Linked DNA regions of Homo sapiens: region 1 is linked to region 2. Evidence: chromatin contacts called from ENCODE Hi-C data. All regions are on one chromosome and are shown on one strand. The core of a region is the stretch at or near the end of the contact, and the rest is flanking DNA. Distances in the headings are between cores, read along the strand shown. Region 1 holds the start of NECTIN3 (nectin cell adhesion molecule 3). Region 2 holds the start of CIP2A (cellular inhibitor of PP2A).

Evidence for each region. A loop is a pair of places that touch in the nucleus more often than their neighbours do. Pooled maps may share reads with other maps.
Region 1: a loop to region 2 is called in a pooled map, with 23 times the contacts of the local background. The contact joins the promoter of NECTIN3 here to the promoter of CIP2A in region 2. A Hi-C loop is called at or near these places in 9 of 50 pooled maps.

What each region holds. Positions count from the first base shown.
Region 1 is chr3:111,070,426-111,073,161 of GRCh38, reverse strand. It overlaps NECTIN3 (nectin cell adhesion molecule 3), which reads right to left and starts at 1,346. Exons shown (of 6, transcript NM_015480.3): 1 at 985-1,346. The coding sequence starts at 1,144. It overlaps LOC151760 (putative uncharacterized protein LOC151760), which reads left to right and starts at 1,396. Exons shown (of 4, transcript XR_007096272.1): 1 at 1,396-1,670. RefSeq lists a silencer at 1,519-1,618.
Region 2 is chr3:108,588,111-108,590,894 of GRCh38, reverse strand. CIP2A (cellular inhibitor of PP2A) reads left to right here and starts at 1,457. Exons shown (of 21, transcript NM_020890.3): 1 at 1,457-1,621. The coding sequence starts at 1,520. DZIP3 (DAZ interacting zinc finger protein 3) reads right to left here and starts at 1,173. Exons shown (of 33, transcript NM_014648.4): 1 at 1,056-1,173. RefSeq lists an enhancer at 979-1,258.

The sequences.
Region 1 (2,736 bases), core at 97-2,596, 2.5 Mb before region 2:
TACTCGCAGTGTTCTGATACTCCTCCTCCCACCAAAGACTGGTGTCCTTATTTTCCCAAATCGCTGCCTCCCATTAATTACCACTTAAGTCCATTTCTCTTGCATGAGGCAGACTTTTTTTTTTTTTTTTTTTTTAGCACAGTCCTTAATAAGCAGGCTTCTAGTCTGGCATACCTGGGAAGAAAACTCAGAGACTAACTCCCAAATATGACAGGAAAACAGTAACATAACACGAGGGTCAAGAGATGGGAAACAGGCGCGTGACTGTTTTGGTTAGAACAGCCGGGGCACACAGTCCATGAAATCAGGTATTTAACACGTAAATCTTGTTCCTGCGGTTTGGTAAAATAAGCACGGGCAGTGTGAGAGACGTCCCACAAGCTGGAGGGCAGGGACGAGGGTCAATCTAGAGAGCTCCAGAAGCTGTCAGGGCAGAGCCGGGGGAGTGGGCACAAGACAGAAGAAAACTAGCTGTAGGGGATTCTGCGGCTGGGTGGGCTAAAATGGTGCCTTCTCCAGGGTGGAAGGCCATGAGAAGTGGACCCGGAGGCTTCATTCCATCGGGCTCCGGTCCCTAGGGTTTCTGGGCTCACAGCTCAAGTTTCACCGGGAAAAAAAGCGGCAAACGTGCATCCCGGCACCTTAACCTACGAGGGTTCCCAGAGAATGAGCGAGGAAGTAACGGTCCCCGGAGCAAACCCGGAGTTCGGCGCACGAAGCACCATCGCCAACCCTCGGCCATCCGCACGGCGACCCGCGCGGCCGCGGGGGAGGGCAGCGGGCCGCCGGCTCAGCATTCGCTGGCCTGGCCCTTCCAGGGCCTCGCCCCGGGCGCGGCGAAAAGTTTCCAGCCAAAGTCCTCGGCACTCGCTCGCACAACCAACCGCCTCGCTGCTCCAGAGAACGGCTGGCAGAGCCGGCCGCGGCGCCCGCACCCTCAGTGGCGGCTCCCTCAGCCCACGCCGGCCGCCGAGGTTCACCTACCACAGAGCCTGGAGAAGAGCAGCAGCGGGAAGAGCAGCAGCAGCAGCGGAGGTGGCGTCGGGGGCTGCAGCAGGAGCCCGGCTCCGAGGAGAGAAGCGGAGGAAAGTTGTGCTTTGCCGCCTCCAGGACACAGCGGGGACGGCCGCAGGGTCCGCGCCATCCCCCACCCTCCCCCCGGCCCGCTCGCCCGCCCGCCCCCCGGCTCCCCCGGCCCCGGCGCCTCAGGCTCTGGGCGGAGGCTGTGGAAGGTCCGGCGCGCGCGTCCCCAGCTCCCAGCTCTAGCGCCGTCGCTGCCGGCTGACACTTGGCCGAACGCTGGCGGCTGCCTCGACACCGCCGTCGCCGACGCCACTGCCGAGGCTGAAGCGGGAGCCGCCCGCCGCCGCCGCCACTCCCCTCCCCTCGGCACCCGCCCGCGTCGAACTCCTGGGAACTCGGAACGCACCACCCCGCCCCACGCAAGAGGGGGAAAAGAAACCGACTCTCAGAGCGGGCGCCCGACTCGCCCGCCCTCCCCGCGCAACTCCACCTCCCGTCTGATCCCCGGGCGCAAGCCCTGTCTCCTCCCACCCCGCCCTCCTACACATGCTCCTCCCCTTTCAAAAAAAAATATTCTTTTCATCCACTTTGATAACGGGGTTTCTCCCACAGCAGAGATTTAAAAGGGACAGGAAAATCTGGAATAGGTTAGTCGGCCCCGCCCCTCGTTCCTGCCTGGTTTCCCCCCTTCCCTGCCTTTCCAATGGTCTCGCCCACTCCACCCCTCGCGGGTCCACGGGGGCCCCGGCGCCGACTGAGGCGAGGGCTGCGGGACAATCACGCTCGGCCTTCTCCTCTCCCGGGCGGCGCTCTCCCTGTGGCGGGGACCTGGGACGAGGGGGTGGGGTGGGGAGGGGAAGGCAGGAGGGGGCTGCCCTTCCGTTGCCCATGCTAAAGGTTCCTGTGTAGGAAGCTGGACGCAGCCTGCTGGACTAGTAATCTTCCTCCTCGCTGGGGCGCGGGGCACTGAAGGGAGGGAGAGACTTTCTCCTCCTTCCTGTTCCCCGGGACAGCTGTGCTCTCCGAATCCTTCCCTTCTTCCCAGCCCACTTATTCCCCGCTCGCCAAGGCACGTTTGCACAGGCATTTTTCCTGCTCTTTTTTCTGGGAGGGCAGCTTGGTAGAATGGTCGGCGGAGCTGGGCGAGGAGAGGGGTCTTCAGAAGGTTTGCTTTCTTGCTCTTGCTTCTCACTGGCCGCTGGGCTGTCCACTTTCCGCGCCGGGCGACTGGCAACAGGAGGCCATGGATTTCCCCCAACGAGTGCGTTGGTGTTTTTCTTTGGTTTTGTTTCCTTTGCATGTTCGTATGTGTAGTTTTATTTTCTTGCCTGTTTTCGTTTGATGGCAGAGAGGCGACCTCGGGAAGTATTAAACATTTGCCCGTATAAGAAGAGCGTCTGTGGTCCACCATGACCCTCGCTCATCCCAGGTGGCTCTCCGCCCTGCCCTCTCCATCCTCCCGCCTCGCACAGTACCGGCAGCTTGACCTTGGAGCCACTGCCACATTGGTTCCGCGGGGGGAGTAGGAGGGTGGACAATTTGGACTGTCCAGCGTAGGGGGTGAATTGAAGGCAGAGGACACCAGTCCTCAGGCCTGACACTATTAATTTTATGTAGGTCCTGTCATCTCCACGAGATAGCCATAAATGTGTTCCAGTAACAGGAAAGCTGAACAAGGATCAGCCGCCCAGAAGTTAGCCTGTCGCAGCTAAA
Region 2 (2,784 bases), core at 208-2,707:
AAGTGCTTAGCACATTGTAGATTCTCAATGAACTACTTATTGAATGAACAGTCCTATGAACCAGGTATCTCCCTTGGCCAGATTTTACCTAATGAAGATTCTGCAGCAGTGAGAACTTGCCTAGAGTCACATCGTCAAAGGTGGAGCTAGAATCTGTAAGCAACCTGGCTCTCTACTCTTTACCACTGCTGCATGTTACTGCATGGTGCCTCTCATTTATGTGGTGAATTTCAAAAGTACTATTTTGTATGTTTCCCTTACTAGACAGTTCCCTCGCAGCAGGGGATACTACTTCATCTCTGTTCCCTGACTGGCAGTTTCTAACCCATGTTACACGCTCTATAATTGTTTACGGAATGAATGAAAGCATAAATGAACACACAAGCTACCCAAAGATTTTTACATGAATGTCCCAACTGGTTAAATCATTTTTATCTTTCAGATTTAAACTTTTATAAAAAACAAAACCAAAACACCAAACCTGTCTTCAAAAATCTAGTAATTCAAAAAAATTCTTTTGAAGTGAAAAAACATGATTTCTGATAAACGATTTAATTAAATGGAAATGTACCCTATTCTTACAATTTCTACATCCTGGTTTTTAAAGCTTTATTCGACGTTAGGAAATATTAAGCAAAAAGCTCCAAAACCAGTAACTGACTCGCTTCATTACATACACATGCAATAATATTAAGCTATCTCCGATTTAAAAAACGCAAATAATAGTGCCATTTTCGTAGACATCGAGAATTATAAAACAATCAATCATGCCAGAGAGAAACAGACACCTTCACTTACAAAAACTGACGCTAACGAGTAACACCCTCCGGAGCAATACCTGGCCCAGGGTCAGCAGGAGGTAGTCTTCTCGAATAAATGTGACAAATACTTTGGTCAGGGCATGACTAATTTGCCACATAATGCCAATAGGTTGACTCTGAGAAACTACCATCCCCGGGCAGAAGGGGCGGGTGTAGGAGAGATTTAAAAACGAGGCCCCTCCCAGGCCGCCTCAAAATCTAGGGCCCAAGATTCTTCTCCTCAGAGCTCCTCACCGTGTCTAGACTAGGGGCAAGCGACCATTTCTCAGGTAGAGGATGACGCACAAACGAAAAACTGGCCATCCAACATGAAGGACGAGGAAGCGCACGAAATCAGAGCGCACAGCTGAGTGAGGAATCCCCCTTCTCCTAACCGATTCCTCTCCCGAGAAATCGCGAGATTTCTCGCCTTCACGGGATCTCAGGCCGAAACCTCGCGGCCTCTCAGACGAGGGTGGGTTAGCGGGGGCAGCTCCCAACCCCCGTCCTGGACCCACAAATCACCTCGACCCCTGGCCCACCCCGGCCGTCACCGAGAACGGTCCCCTAGGGTGCCTAGGGACTTCCGGAGCCCGACCGGATCCGGAAGCTTCTGAGAGCGAGGGGGTGGGGCCGAAAATCAAAAAAAGCGCGGCGAAAGCTAAAGGCCGGCGCACGCTGGGCGGTGGTGGTCCCTAAGCCGGGCCGCGGCCGGTGCAATGGACTCCACTGCCTGCTTGAAGTCCTTGCTCCTGACTGTCAGTCAGTACAAAGCCGTGAAGTCAGAGGCGAACGCCACTCAGCTTTTGCGGCACTTGGAGGTGAGAGGCTCTGGGGTAGAGGACAGATGGGGCTTCCCCTAGCAATTCTTATTTCACAGTGAGGCCGAGGAGTGGCGGCCCCAGCCTGGGAAAGAAAGGACAGTCCTTCGATCCCTCTGTTGTCTTTTCGTACTGGTAAAGGCTAGTGAGTGTCGGGGTTCCGCTGGCCGCAGCGAGAGGCAAGAGCGCTCACTGAAGGCTCTAGGAAAAGCGGGAGTGGGGCAAAAGGTTGGGAAGTTCAGGTTGTTTCGAGTAGGTAACGGAAAAAGCTCGGAACTTTATCTTTTCCTTTGCTTCTAGTTTTGGTTTTTCTACGAAACCAAGCCCTCAATACACAACTATTCTCAGTGACGGAAAGTCATGATTAAAACTTGGTTTTGCCCTTCGGTAATCTATAATTGAATTTGTTGCTTACTGCTCTTACTTGAACTCGGGTTGAACTCAAACTTGAAAAACATTATTTCAACATTAAGAAGCACTTCCCCTTCCTAGTAAGCGTAATCCTTTTTCTTTACCAAAATACATTGCTTACAGTTTTTTAATCTTAGAATGCTGAATTGCCTTTTTTTCTATTCTAGTGATATGTGTCCAGACGATTCCGTTTGTTTTAGGATCTTAATCTTCTGCTTTCATTTGTTTTGCATTTACGGAATTCAAACTAACATTGACCTCAGTTTAATTTTTTTAAAGCTCAATTAAGGCTTATTTTAACTCTCTGTGTCACAGCTTTCCTCTGTTAAGGTAGAATTGAACATAATTTTAAAATATATTGTATTATATTAACCCTATGATAAAAGACTAATGTGCCAAAAATTTGTAAAATATTACAGGAAAAAAATGATTTCCAGTAGTAGAGCAACAGCAGCTGTTAGTGAAGCTGCTGTTGTATTAAATGTGTCTGTCTTATCTTGAGCTTCACTGGTGCTCCTCTTTTCCCTACTTCAAGTGCCCATCTCCTAAGTACATTTGTTTTCTCTTTTTCATTCTTTATTTTAAGAAGTGCCTGCAAACCTAATAATTAAGGTGTTAGCTGTTAAATGCTTAAGGCTTTGCTTCTGAATTAGCATAGGCTCCAGAAGCCGCAGAATAAGCAGGGCAGTCCGTTTAATTTAAAAATCGGGAGTTAAGCATTTTGTATGCTATTCTGAAGCATTACCTTTCTT